Regions from separate parts of the Mus musculus genome. Here region 1 is linked to region 2. The links are chromatin loops, found by intact Hi-C in ENCODE. Cell type or tissue: gastrocnemius. All regions are shown on one strand. Links, peaks and the distances in the headings refer to the core of each region. The heading gives the core; the rest is flanking DNA.

Region 1 (7,227 bases), core at 2,302-4,801, 63 kb after region 2:
CCTTTTTGTGGGTTCTAGGGACCAAACTCAGGTTGTCAGATTTGCATGGCAAGTGACTTTACGTGCTGAACATCTCACCTGCTTTTCTGTTTTTGTTTTTGTTTGTTTTGTTTTGTCTTGTTTGATATAAAGTCTCATTATATGGCCCAGGCTGGCACAGAACCGTCAGTCTTCCCGTTTCTGCTTCCTGTGTGCTGAGATGACAGGCCTTGAGTACTAAACACAGCTTCTGGAAATCTTTATTTTTAATTTTTAAGAATTATATATTTGCGTGAACATCTGTGTGTGCATATGTGCATGTGAGGGCAGGAATCTGTGGAGGCCAGAAGCCTTGGATCCCACTGGAGCTGGAGTTAGTGACAGTTAATTGTAAGGTCCCCAATAGGGATGTTGGGAACCAAACTTTAGTCTTCTGCAGGAGCCCCTGCAGAAGGTTTAACAAACCCATCTATCCCAGTGAAGCCTGATTGCCCCCCTTCCCGCCCATCAAGAGTCAGAGTAGATCCCAACATTAAATATAGGCCATATTTATGACCTATATTACATATACATGACCTACATTTAATTGATACATAGAGTCAGATACATAATTGATATATATGGTTATACTTAATGATTATGTATTGTAGCTGAGCTCCATGGTATCCACCTGTCATCCCAGCATTCAGTAGGACTGAGAGTTGGAGACCGTCCCAGACCACATAGTGAGACCCTGTCTCAAAAAAACCAAACTCAGATTGGAGACAGAGCTCAGCCAGTAAAGCCTGTTATAAGCTGGATACAGTGAAGAACATCTACGATCCCAGTGATGGTGAGATGGGAGGCAGAAACAAACAGGCAGATCCCTGGAAGCCTGTGGGCCAGCTAGTATGGTCTATTCATTGAAGTTAAAAGGTGAGAGACCCTATCTTGAAGAAAACACGTAAGACACCCAAGGAAGGAATTATACAAAGTTGTCCTCTGATGTCTACAGGCATACATACCTGCATACTAGTGCACACACACACTTGTGTATATTGGGTAAGGGGTTTTCTTTTGGTAACCCTAGCTGTCCTGCAACTTACTCTGAAGACCAAGCTGGCCTTGAACTCTCAGATCTGCCTGTCTCTGCCTCCTACCTGCTAAGATTAAAGGCATGCACTACCACCACCTGGAACTCACCAATTTGACTAGACTGGTTGGTCAGAGAGCTCCAGGGATCTCCTTGTCTCTACTTCCCCAGTGTTCGAGTCACAGAAGTACAACTGGCATACCCAGCTTTTTACATAGATGCTAGAGATCTGAATTCAAATTCTCTTGTTTATATAGCAAGCATTTTACCAACTGAGACATCTTTCTGGCCCAGCATCCTAAAATACAGACCCAAGAAGCCCAGCTATGAAAGGAGCAGATATCCCTAACTTGAGCCAGCCTCAGTCATGATGTCTACTTGGCTACTAGACAGTCGTGGAGTCAACCTCTCATTTCCTGTCTCTCCTGGACTCTCCTAATAGTTTTCTGTGCCATTCCACAGATGAGAAAATAAGTTGTCCAACTAAACTAGCACTTAATCTGGAAGATAAGCAAACCAGGCAGGTGTTCAGCTGTGGAAACTGAAGCATTGCTCTTCCCTGGGCATAGCTTCTGAACAACCTAGTTCTGTACAATCAGTACCGAACTGAGAACTCTCACAGATACCAACCAGTGTCTCCAAGCCAAAATGGGTCCTTTGCCTCTATGTGACTTCCCCTTTAAGGCTTCCCATCATTCACCTGGTCCTCTGTGTTCCCATATGTAAAATGAAGCATGTGAATCTTATACATAAATCCTGTGTCTAACTGCTACTGAATTAGGGCTTTGTTAGACATCCATAGCACCAGCCAGATCACACCACATTCATCAGTAACACTAAGTTGCCACCAGTCCCTGAGATTCAAATCAGCCCTCAAGAATAACTCTCTGTGCTATTGTGAAGATAAAATGAGATTTGAGCCCATCTTAGAACAATTTAAGAGGCCTTGATGGTAGAATCCTTTTCTGAGCTGACATCATCTGTCAAAGATTCACACAAATTGAGCCTAAGAGCTCTCAACTTTTGAAGGTAAAAACACAGGAGAAAGTGGGTCTTTCTAAAATCATGTCCTCCATCCATTGTACATCAAACTTTATAGTCAGCTTCCATTTACACAATGGTGTTTAGTCCATTTACATTTATTGTAAACTTTGGTATAGCTGTATTGAAGTGCTAAAATTTGCTCCTTGATTTTTTTTTTTTGTCTCATTTTGTGGCTGTTCTTTTGTTATTGTGGTTTTAACATGTTTGGTGAGTCTGTTATTGTTGTTTCAGTTTTATCTTTCTAAATCTTTCCTGCCTTCTCTGGTACTAATCAGATAATTTATAGCCACAGTTCTCAAAGTATCCATAGATCCATTCAAGAGCCTATGGAGTCAAAACTCACAACGTTCACCAGTAACTCTGTATTGCCACCTGTTCTTTGACTCTCTTCTCATCTTTGACTCTCCCCTTCTTATGTGTAGTAACAAAGTAACTTCCCAGTGACCACATGCTATCATAATGTAGCCTCACAAAAGAATGAATGTAAAAGCAGGTGTGTGGGTTCAGCCATTAAGGAAACCATTGAAAGACTTCCTCTGTTAAAGAAATCAGCAAAACTACCCAGCAATGCTACTTCTGTATTCTGTTTTCTCATTCTAGAGAGTAGTTTGGAGGAGTTGTGTTTCTTTTTGAGACAGGGTCTTGCTGTGTAGCCCAGGCTGGCCTGGAAGTCATGATTCTCTTGCCTCAGCCTCTTAGTCTTTCTCTTGATCTGTTTGTCTTAACAATGTTACCTGCATTGCCTATGATGGTCTCAATGCTAACCTGACTCAATGCTAGGCTTTCTGATCCTCTCTCAAGAGCTGAACACATAGCAGCTTCCCTCTCACTTGTAACCTTGGGCTGAGCTGGGTGTCCGCTGGCCTTAGTCCCTGACCCCAGGAAAGAAGTGTTCTGCCCTCTTGGCCACGGCTCCATCCTGGCAAGAATCCTTTGCTGGCACCTCCTAACTACCTCTGAATCCGCAGGAGGCGTAAGGGCAGGGAGAGGGGGTTTGTTTGGAATCCCATCCCAATTGGCCAGCAGCAACACTGGTTTGTCCAGAGAGCCTTGGCTTCCTCCTCCTGGAACCCTGCCCCCTCTTGGACTTGAGTCCAGGCCTGGAGGGGTAGCCAGGAGTGAGCAGATGGGCTCCTGGCCAGGCACGTGGCCCAGGAGGGGCTGTAGGAGCTGACACTGCAGCTCGAAAGCCAGGGGCACTCTCCTCGGCTCACTTCACAGTGCCAGGAAGCTGGGAGAACCCTTCCCATGTGAAGCTGAAGTGCCCAGCCCACCCAGCTGGGGGAACCTTTGTGGTTGTCTCCTAGTCCTGTTTCTCTCAGCCACAGGGTGGCCCAGGCCCTGCTCCTCCCTGAGTGGTGGGGATGACTGGATGGAGAGCTACAGAGACTAGGAAGCCAAGCTTTCTCCAGCATAGCCAGCAGCATCAGCCTTGCCATATATCAGTGAGCCAGGCCAGCTGGTGCAGAAGCTGGTCTCGCTAGTCCAAGATCCAGGCCTTTCCACTTACAGCCTCTGCCATCTCTGTCCACAGCTCCAGGATCAAGGGGTGAGCTGTGGGTCACTGCTATTTTAAATGCTAGTACACATGAAGAAAATAGCTAATAATAAAAAAATAAATAAAAGGAAAAAATGCTAGTACACCTTTGATCCCAGCTCTCCAGAGGCTGAGGCAGGTGGATTTCTCTGAGTTCATGGCTAGCATGGTCTATATAGTGAGCCTCAGGCCAGCCAACGCTACATAGAAAGACCCTGTCTCAAAAACACCAAAATATCCAGGTGGTAGTGGCATATTCCTGCACTCAAGAGGCAGAAGCTGATGGTTTTCTATGACTTTGAAGCCCAAGCCAGCCAAAGCTACATAGTAAGACTCTGCCTCAAAAACACCAAGATAAATAAATAAGTAAACGCTGAACCTCCAGACTTCAAACACTAACGTTTTCTGAGGCATCCAGTGTCCTCTGTGGAAACCTTTGGTATTTCTCAAGTGTCACCTGTGAGAGAGCTGGTGTGTGGCTGTGGTCACAACCCAAACCCTGCAGGCTGCTTTAGGCTGCCCCTGCAAAAAAAGTGGAGCAAAAGTCAGGAAGATTAAGGTCTTCATAAAAATCCCTGCCACATGGGACCCTCCCTCAGGACCCCTGCCCATGTCCTGCTGCAGAGAGATAGAAGCCACCAAGGTTCAGGATCTGCCCTTGCCATGGGGATGGAGTGGGAGAAACAGCAGTGTGGGACATGAAAGCTGCCATGCCTCCCACCTCTCCCCATCCTCCCCACCCTCTTTGCCCCTCCCCATATCTCTACACCCCTTCCCACCCTGTTTCCCTCAAAACATCAGTCACATGCTCATTAGTCATGGTTCTTGGTATGATCACATCAATAATGCCCCCAGCTGGGTGGTGGTGCACACCTTTAATCTCAGCACAATGGGGACAGAGGCAGACAAATCTCTGAGTACAAGGCCAGCCTGCTCTACAGAACAAGTTCCAGGACAGACAGGGCTGCATAGGAAACCCCTGTCTCAAAAAACATAAGGGGGGAAGAGAGAGACCGAAACAGAGACACACACACACACACACACACACACACACACACACACAGAGAGAGAGAGAGAGAAAGAGAGAGAGAGAGAGAGAGAGAGAGAGAGAGAGAGAGAGAGAGAGAGAGAGACCCAAGTGTGAACCCTTAGGTAGAAAGTTTTCTAGAACAGCCCATAGTCTTATGCCCTCTATGGCTGCTTATTATTAGAGAACAGAAAGCCATCAAGTGGAGACCCTCTCCTAACATGCCAGTAGAAGGAACATCAAGAGCAGCCTTTGAGTCCAGACTCAGTGCCCTCCACACAGCTAAGGATGCCTGGTGAGTTCTGATGCCTAGTTTCTTTGCAAAGAGCCCCAAGGCTTCTTGACATCCCTTGAGGGGTCCCTCTCATTGGGCAGCTCTATTTCTGGTTGGTGTGAATTCAGACTCCCTCAGGCAATACCATATCCTTGTCTTCCATCAGAACAAGGCTCATGGCTCTCTGCCCAGCTCCCTGCTGCCCTGCCTATGCTGTGCTCTGATGGTCTAATTTCATTCTGTTGCTGTCGTAGTAAAACACTGTGACCAAAAGTAATTTAGGAGAGGAAAAGGTTTATTTGTCTAGCACTTTGAGATCACAGTCCATCATTGAGGGAAGTCAGGGCAGAAACCCAAGGCAGGAAGCAGGAGGTCCGTCTGCGTGCTCTTCCACTCAGCATCACTTCCAGCCGGGAACTCTCTCGCAGCCAAAGTACAGCAGAAACCACAGAGGATTGGTTTGCTAGCTGGGTCACAGATTCTTATGGAGTGCAGCACAACCCAGCTTAGGGAATGCTGTTGCCCACAGTGGACTCGACCCTCCACACATTCAATTATCAAGACAATCCCCAACAAATACACCCACAGAGAAATCTAACTTAGACAATGTCCTGTGTGGAGGATTCAGGACTGGATTCGGAGTCTGTGAATTCAAGATACTTATTTAGAGGGGAAGGGGCAAATGTCAGCCCTCGGTCATATCACAAGTGGAATGGGACATAAAAATATCTTCTTGACCCTGCCTGCTGGAGTCTAGCTTCACAGATTTGCACTGAGGGTGATTTGTGAAGTTAGGGGTCAGAGGAGAGAGCCACCACCATGCTCACTTAGCAACTATGTGACTGGGCAGGGATCTCAAAAGACAGTGGCAGGAGACTTTGCCCTAGATGGAGAGAGCACTGTTCCCTCCTCTCTCTAGACATCCTCTCCTATTCACCCTGATTCTGATAGGGAGAGGCAGAGGTCAAAGGTGCAGATAACCTCATAGGTTTTAAGATAGTTCACATGTGTAACGCCAGAAACGAGGAAAGTGAGCCATGGTAAAACAATACCCACAAATCCCAGTGGATACTCCTGGGCACACATATGGTCTACAATTCTGGATATGGGGAAACTGTGGTCTGGTGAGGTAGCACTCATCTCTCTGTGCTGGAACAGGGCTCTCAGTAACCCCTCTACCATGACCCTGGCTCAGACCTGTATGGCTGTGCCCACTCCTGCGGAGGCAGGCTCCAACTTTCTTCTGAGCCCTGGCTCAGTCCACATACCCTTTCAAAATGCACCCAGCACTCAGTCAACAAAGGCTCTCATTCAGCCCAGCCTTCCCCGTTGCAGGGAGTGCGTGCTTTAAAAGTGTGTTTCTCTCAAAGACTAACTCAGCACTTCTCAGAAAGAGAGGCAAGCTGGCCATGCTTATGTGACAAGATGCTCTGCCTTGCTGTACCAAAGGCCTCTCAGCCACAACCCTGATGGGACTCAGAGACCATGCTAGTCTTGCATCTGGGGCTCAGGAAAGCAGATCCAGGGTTTCTTGTGACCCATTCCCCTTCTGTCCCCAAGCCAGTCCAGAGGCTACCACAAGTCTCTTAAGTGCAAGAGAAAGGGCTGGTCGGCGCTAAAGCCACCTGCGGGGCAGGCAGAGACGAGGTTCAGCAAGCACATCACAGGTGCTGGGTACCCACCCTCTCCCCAAGTCTGGGACCCAGAAGCTGCTCTCAGGGAGTCTGGATGGCTGTGCTGGGCTCTTAGTGCCTTCATCTAGTTTACACTAGTTCCTGCCTCCCCCGAATGGTAGAGAATGCTCCCACTGCCAAGAGACAAGCATGGTTCCAGCAAGGTATATGAGGCCCGTCCATGTGTGCAAAGAGTGGACCGCTATTCCTAGGCCTGGGCAGAGCTGAGCTGCTTGAGAGAGGAAGCTCTGTCTCAGTGTGTTCCCTGTACCACCAGCACCCACTGAATCACCCAGGAGATGGAAGGGGCTCCCATAGGGATGATGCTGTGACAGCCACAAGACCTGGGCTGCAGACAATCTCGGGATACAGAGTGGAGACAGCAGTAGCTATGCCTAGCGAAGGCTCCGCAGAGTTTTAAAGTGTTTGCTGCACAAGCATGAGGACCTAATTTCAGATCCCTAGAAGCCATAAAAAAAAAAATGAGACATTTCAGTGCACAGCTGTGACACCAGCACTGGCCCAACCTCATTCTCATTGCAACACAGTCTAGTCTAGTGAGAGTCCCTGCCTCGAAAGAAAGAAAGAAAGAAAGAAAGAAAGAAAGAAAGAAAGAAAGAA
Region 2 (7,227 bases), core at 2,058-4,557:
TTCTGAGACAGGATCTCACCCTGAATCCGAGGCTGGTCTGGCATTTTTTTTACAAAGCCTGGGAAGGGCTTGAACTCATGATAATCCCCCTGCCTCAGCATCAGCATGCTGGGATTGCTGTCAAGAGCTACTATGCATGGATGAAATGCATATCTTTGTAAAGAATGAGAGGTGGATATAGTGGTATATACCCTTAATCTTAGCCCTTGGGAGGCTGAGGCAGGAGTATCAGAGGTTCAAGGCCAGGCTGGAGTACATGAAACCCTATCACAAAAAATAATTAAGAAAGAATGGGGAAAGGAGTGAAGGAGGAAAAACAAAAAGTGAATATTTGTTGATGAAAAAGGCCCCGGGGAGCTGTTGCAAGCTAGAAGGTCCATGGTTTGTAGAGATGGAAATGAACACAGGGCAAGGAGGCCCTCTGAGCCTCTGGAGCAGCTGCGCGTGGCTGACTGCAGAGCTGTGGAGAAATGACCAGGAGAGCTACAGTACTGTGGAGGAGGAGGACAAAGATCAGGGCTCTGGCTGCCCACAGCTAGAGCTGCAGGATGGGTCCCATAGGTGCAGAGGACCCTACAGACTGGTATACCTGCTCAACACAGGACACGTGCAAGCAAGGAGGTGCTGAGGGAGAGGCAGTAACCCAGGCTGTCCTTTGCCTTCCCCTAAACCACTGGGAAGCAGCCAACGTTGACTCTTACCTCAACTCCATATTTAAATGCATGAGTCTGATTAGGGCATAAGGGGATGGCTCAGTTGATAAAGTGCTTGCCGTGCAAGCATGAAGACACGTGTTTGATTCCCAAAGTCTAGGAGCCTCCACCTGTGCAACTAAGAAGTCATCACCCAGGCTGGCATGGGACTTCCCATGCTTGGCTGCTTTGGGATCACCCACAGTCCTGTAAGTAACCTCTTTCACACGTGTTCTGCAAGCAACACTAATAAACTCATGGGTTCCCCTAGTTGAACTGGGTTAGAATTCTATTCTGACCTGCTTTGGGGATGCTATCTGGAGAATAGGAGGGGATAGATTTCTCTTCTAGAAGAAGTTTATACAACGGAACCAAGGTTTCTTACAGCGAATGATCCACTGTGACCACTGCACTGATGTTTCAGGTCTGGAGTTGTTTTTTTTTTTTTTTTTTTAAGATTGATTTTTATTTATTTTATGTATATGAGTTCTCTATCTGCATGTACACCTGAATGCCAGAAGAGGGCATCAGACCCCAGTATAGATGGTTGTGACCTACCATGTAGTTGCTGGAAATTGAACTCAGGACCTCTGGAAGAGCAGAGCCATCTGTCCCAGCCCTCAAGTCTGGATTTTATTTATCATGATTTTCTCCAACTGTGCCTCTCTATTTCCACCTCTGCCAGAATTTGCATCATGTGACTGTTACCTGTCAGTGGAGTTATTTGGGTTTTTTTTTTCCACTTGGTTTTCTTGAGACAAGATCTCTCTATGCAGCCCAGGCTTGTCATAACTTTACTGCAATCCTCTTGCCTCCTATGTACTGGGATTGCAGGCATTGGCTTCCCTACCTGACTCCAATTACTGAACTTTTAAGAAGACAGCTGTGGGGACTGACTGACGAGATGGCCCAGAAGTGAAGAGGAAATGCTCTTGCTGATGACCTGAGTTTGGTTCCCAGCACCTGCCTGTACTGGGAGGCTCATAACTGCCAGTAACTCCAGCTTTAGGGGTTCCTGTGCTTTTGATTTCTGAGGGAATCTGCACACATACCCATACACAGACATCCACACATACTCATATCTACACATACACATACCTAGACACCCATACATAGACATCCACAGACATACACACACACATATACATATATATATATACACATACATACATACATACACACACATACCCATACATAGACATCCACATATACACAAACATACACAGACATGCACACACATAATATATACACATACACATACATAGACACCCATACATAGACATCCACAGACATACACACACATATACATACATATATATATATATATACATATATATATATATACATACATACATACATACACATACCCATACATAGACATACACATATACACAAATATACACACACATGCACACACATAATATATACACATACATAGACATACACACATGCCCATACACACACACACACACACACACACACACTTAAATCTTTAGGAACAGATTCCTGGGCTGGAGATGTGGCTCAGCTGGCAGAGTGCTTGCCTAGCATGCAAGACATGGTGGGTCCCATGCCCAGCCACATTTCAAGCAGGTATGAAAGTACATGCCTGTGGTCCTATCACTTGGAAGCTGAAGGCAAGAGGATCCAAATGTCAAGGTATTCTTGGCTACATATTGAGTTAAAGGCCACTGTGCTGGCTAATTTTATGTCAGCTTGACACAAGCTAGAGTTATCCGAAAGTGGGGGAACATCAATTAATAAAATATCTCCATAGGATCCAGATGTAGGGCATTTTCTTAAGTAATGACTGATAGGAATGAGCCCAGCCCATTGTGTGGGTAGTGCCATTGCTAGGCTGGGGGTCCTGGGTTCTATCGAACTTCTAAGAATCAGGCTGGGCAAGCCAGAAAGGAGCACTCTCCATGGCCTCTACATCAGCACCTGCCTCCAGGTTTAAGCCTCTGTCCTGACTTCCTTCAGTGATGAACTGCACTGTGAAAGTGTAAGTCAAATAAGCCCTTTCCTCTCCTGCTCCTTGGTCATGGTGTTTCATCACAGCAATAGAAACCCTAAGACAGCCACAGAGGGCTATGTGAGATTCTGTCTCAACAACAAACAAACCAACAAAACAACACTACCATGTCCCAACCCTTCATTGGCCAAGGAGTAGCCTCAGATCAGTGGCCCAGGTTCCAGCTCCCTACATGCCCCCTCAAACAGAAAATGCCAGTTTAGGTATGGCTACTGGAGACATGCATTGCATCTAGGATGTCGGGATCTCTTGGGCCTGGGTTCTAGGTGGGGCCTTAGCAGACTGGAAACCATTGTGAGCACTGAGGTTCAGAGGTTGGCCGAGCCCACACAGACGGACTCCTCCCTTGGCCAGGACTTACCAGCAAATACCAAGGACAAGGCTATGAACAGAAGCTGTAAGAAACAGCAGAAAGGTCTGGTTCCCCACCCCCCCCACCCCCCCCACCCCCGCCTCCAGCTTAATTACTAAGGCAGGTGACTGCTGACATTGTACCTTGACCCCCACTGAGAAGACTGGTAGCAAGGCTTCCCGGGGAAAAATGGCATCTCCAGTGTGGAATCAACTATTCCTAGGACATTTCACTGTACCATGCCTGGTCCAATGCCTTGGGACAGGGACCTAAGCCCAGGCGTACAGCATCATGGGCGACTGCACCACTACAATTAAGCAGCTCAGCGTGTGTGTGGGTAGCAAGCCAGCTTGACTGAACCTCCTCATGTACTTGTGGGCTGGCCCGTGCCAGCAGGGGGCGACTTTCTCCAATTCTTTCCAGGTGGCCACCTCCAGTACAGCTTGTGGCCACCTGTACCTCCTATTGCATGTACCTATGTGCTAATGAGCCATCTCAGACCCCCATACTTACAAGCAGGGGTCCCAGCCAATTCTAGGATGGACCTCTGGAGTCCCAATGTCATAACAGCAGGCTGTCTCCACCCCTGCCCAGGGCCTTCATCCCCCATAGCCACTGAAGAGACTTTGGGGATACCAGGTTTTCCGCAGGTGTGGCTAGGCTCAAGCCCCAGTGAGGACATTTATGGGGGCCTGGGTGAGTGTGGCCTCACCCAGGGCTCTGCTACCCAGGGCAGGGCACCACAGGGTCCTGCCACCCTTCCTTGCCTCTGCCCCCTGGAAAAGTCTTTGATCCCCATGCTACTGGCCGCATCAAAGAACAACTATGCTAAGTCATATTTTTCCCCAAACCAGAGAAGTTCAAGGTCGGGCACAAACATTTGGCTCGTTATTTAGAAATAACACGTCCTCTGGGGCCCAGTATCAGATCAAAGCTCAGAAGTTAAACTGCAGAGAAGGCGGCGGCTACGATCAGTGGATTTGTGTTTGCTTATGGTTTTTTTTTTCCCTCCCCTCAGCAGCTAAAAAAAGGGCCTCCAGATTGGCCTAGCGGTTTGGAAGTCTGGTCTGGGGTTCGCAGCCGGGAGGAGACATCGCTCCAAGGCTTCTGGGCGGGGAGGCTGAAAATATTTGGTTGACATGACAATGGTGATAGCTTGGCAGCTGATCAAGCGTGGCCTCCAGGAAATCATCTCCCCGCTTATGCCCCAGCCCCATTCACGGACATTCGCATGCATGCACACTAGTCTACATAGAAGGGGCTCCTGAGACCTTGAGTATACATAAGCACATGCGTACATGGGTACACAAATGCACATACACATGGGTTCTCACAAAGACATACACAGGTACATATAAGCATACAAGCTCACATAGACAAGAAATTCACAGGCATACACAGACTCAGAGGTACATAAAGGAATACAGGCACATACACACATACACACACACATGACACACAGAGACACACAGGAGCACACACATAGGTATATAACACAGGTTCTTAAGGGCATCCACAGGCACATATGAGCACATAGGTACACACAAGGAGATACAGATACCTATAGACACACAAATACACATAAGAACACATAGGCACACACTGAGGCACACACAGAGGTGAACATACAGAGGTGCACACAGGTACATACAGGCACACATAGACTCATGTGTGAGCAACACACGGATTTGCAGCAACAAATAGGAAGGGAGTAGAGATTGGAGACTGGCTGAAATAGCTCACATGACTGGAGGACAACACCTGGATCTGCCAATCCCACCCAGGCAGGCTGCTTTTCAAAAGGGCATCACCTCTTGCTAACCCTTCACTGTGAGGCTCCCAGACCCCACTATTTCCCCTCTAGCCATGGTCAGAAGTGTGGGAAACAGATGGGGACACAGGGCAGAGATTGTCATCATCCCCTGCCATAGCTGTGACCTCTCGTGTCCTTTCTCTCTGACTAACCAAGCGCTCATAAGGACATGGGCTGCCTCGTGACCTCATTCCTCGCCATGTCCCCATAGCCCTACCCTATGCTCCCGTGTTCAGGCCTCCAATCCTGTCCCAGCCTCCAGCCTAACCCCCAGTCACTACCTTCTCTAGGCCTCCCGTGTCTTGAGCCACAACCCCGCATCCCAATCCCCTAAAACTTCCATTCTGCCCCAGACCCAGGTGCTCTGTCCCTGCAGGGAACAATCCCTACCCCACCTCCCTCCATGATCAGGTGCAGAAACTACCATGCCAGCCAAGATCCCATCCCATTGGCTGCAAGCATCGATTCACCTGTGCACGTGACCAGGGCTCAGCTAATGAGATGGCAAGGTGTTTACTGGGGGCTTCTGAAAAAACTTAAAGAGTCTGTGTCCTGTATGGTAGGTGGGAATGGTGGAATTTTAGTCTGTGACAATGTCTCTTCCATATGACAATGCTGTCTGGGAAAAGGTCAACACTGCAGAAAGCCCAGGAAACCGGGTCCTGGAGGATGGCACTGTGAGTCCCTCTCTTCTGCCACAAGACAGATCAGCCCTCAAATGCTACGAGGTGGCTGGCAGCACAGAAAACCATAGGCTCTGGATGGCTCGGCCTTGCAGCCCATAGGCCTGTAACCACCCACTGTCAGCCTTCTCAGGCTCTTGGACATCCAGGCCCATGCCCCCTGTTGCTGAAAGCATTGGCTGGCACAAAGCCCACCCAGCTCTTCCAGAGAGATCCTTAAGCACACCTGCAGACTCCTTGTATGCCTGGGAAGGGGGCATGCCCAGCCCCCACCTGGCACTTCTCTTCTCTGGTGGCTGGAGGATATACTGCCTACACACCTGTTCCCGTCAACATGCACCTACAGGCACACAGGTCCACACTTCACAGCTGTCTATGTTCGTCTGTGTGGAGACAGATAGGCTCTCTCTGTTCCCCCGAGAAGAGAGTTGCACGTGAGTTATGTGTTTGGGAAGGAAATTGTGGAAGCATTGTCAGGGGGTGAGCCAGAACCCAGAAGCAAAGGACAGAAGTAGCCAGGGTGCTGTGTCAATCCATGGGCGACCTGGCTGGTTTTATGTCAACTTGACAGAAGCTAGAGGCGTTGGGAAAGAAGGATCTCACTTGAGAAAATGGCTCTGCAAGATTTGCCTGTGGGCAAGTCTATAGTGCATTTTCTAGATTACGGATCGCTGTGAAGGCAGAGGCAGCTCACGGTGGGCAGTGTCGTGCCTGGGTAGGTGATCTGATCTGTATGAGAAGGCAGCCTGAGCTACCTACAAGGGCATTCCAGCAAATAGCATCCTTCCATGGTCCCTACTTTAATTCCTGCCTTGACTTCTCTCAGTGATGAAGAGTGAGGGGCTGTAAGGTGGAATAAACCCTTCCAGTAACAGAAACCTTGACTGAGACAGTGGGGGACCCCAGAGAGGTCACAGAGGATTTGAGGAGGCAAATCTTAGTTATGTTATCACAATGGAGGATGGCTCCAAATGCACACAGACCCCAGCTCTTCTGAGCCCTAGCCTTACGGACCTGTGCATCTATCTCACCATATGAGTCTCTGGTGTGGATATACCAAAATAGATGTGTGAACACATATGCACCATTAGGCACACGTTCCCAGGCTGTGGGTTTCGACAGCCTGTGACACGACAGGAGAGGGTTCCACGTGGTTGAGGCTTCCTCGTCCCCATCACTTTTGGGAATGGGTGCTGTGCCCTCTGGGAGCTGTCACGGGGAAGGAAGACCTGCAGATGCTGCTGGAGGGGCAATGCCCCTTTAATGTCTCTCCCGAAACCTCATCTCCAAGGATAGCATCAAAACCAAGACACATAAGAAGGGAGAAATGGAAAACAGCTGGCAGTAAGACAGTTTGACTCTTTATAATTCTCAAAAAGTGATGGACATAGTGGCCCAGGTAAGTTTCTAGGCAACATTATTTTCGGTACTGGGTATTAATGGCAAAAGGATTAATACAAGCTAAGCAATTAGATGGAGGAGGCACCTAGAAAAGCAGGTGCAAAGGTCCCTTGTGTTTCAGACATCCACATCCAAGGGCTGCAGGAGTAGGTGTGGAGTGGGAGGGTTGGCTTAGCCCTTCCGTGTGTTCCTGGGATACCCCCATCTTCCAGGAAGGTCCTGGGGCTAGTTTGGATGCTGTCACGACTCTG

What was found. Peaks named below come from ENCODE experiments on the same cell type or tissue, not always from the same donor. Only the 100,000 strongest peaks of a DNase experiment are listed, where the experiment ranks them.
Region 1: it touches region 2 in a loop (2.2-fold over the local background); 4 of 42 quality-filtered maps call a loop at or near these places.

The regions. Positions count from the first base shown.
Region 1 is chr5:138,917,178-138,924,404 of GRCm38, forward strand. No RefSeq gene overlaps it. Among named protein-coding and RNA genes, the nearest start is that of Gm38726, 14 kb to the right of the region's middle. In gastrocnemius, for the core only: a CTCF peak has its summit at 3,409; a DNase peak (open chromatin) is centred at 3,171; H3K27ac peaks cover 2,070 bases.
Region 2 is chr5:138,853,976-138,861,202 of GRCm38, forward strand. No RefSeq gene overlaps it. Among named protein-coding and RNA genes, the nearest start is that of Gm30206, 32 kb to the left of the region's middle. In gastrocnemius, for the core only: a CTCF peak has its summit at 3,469 (motif pointing right); DNase peaks (open chromatin) are centred at 3,452 and 4,214.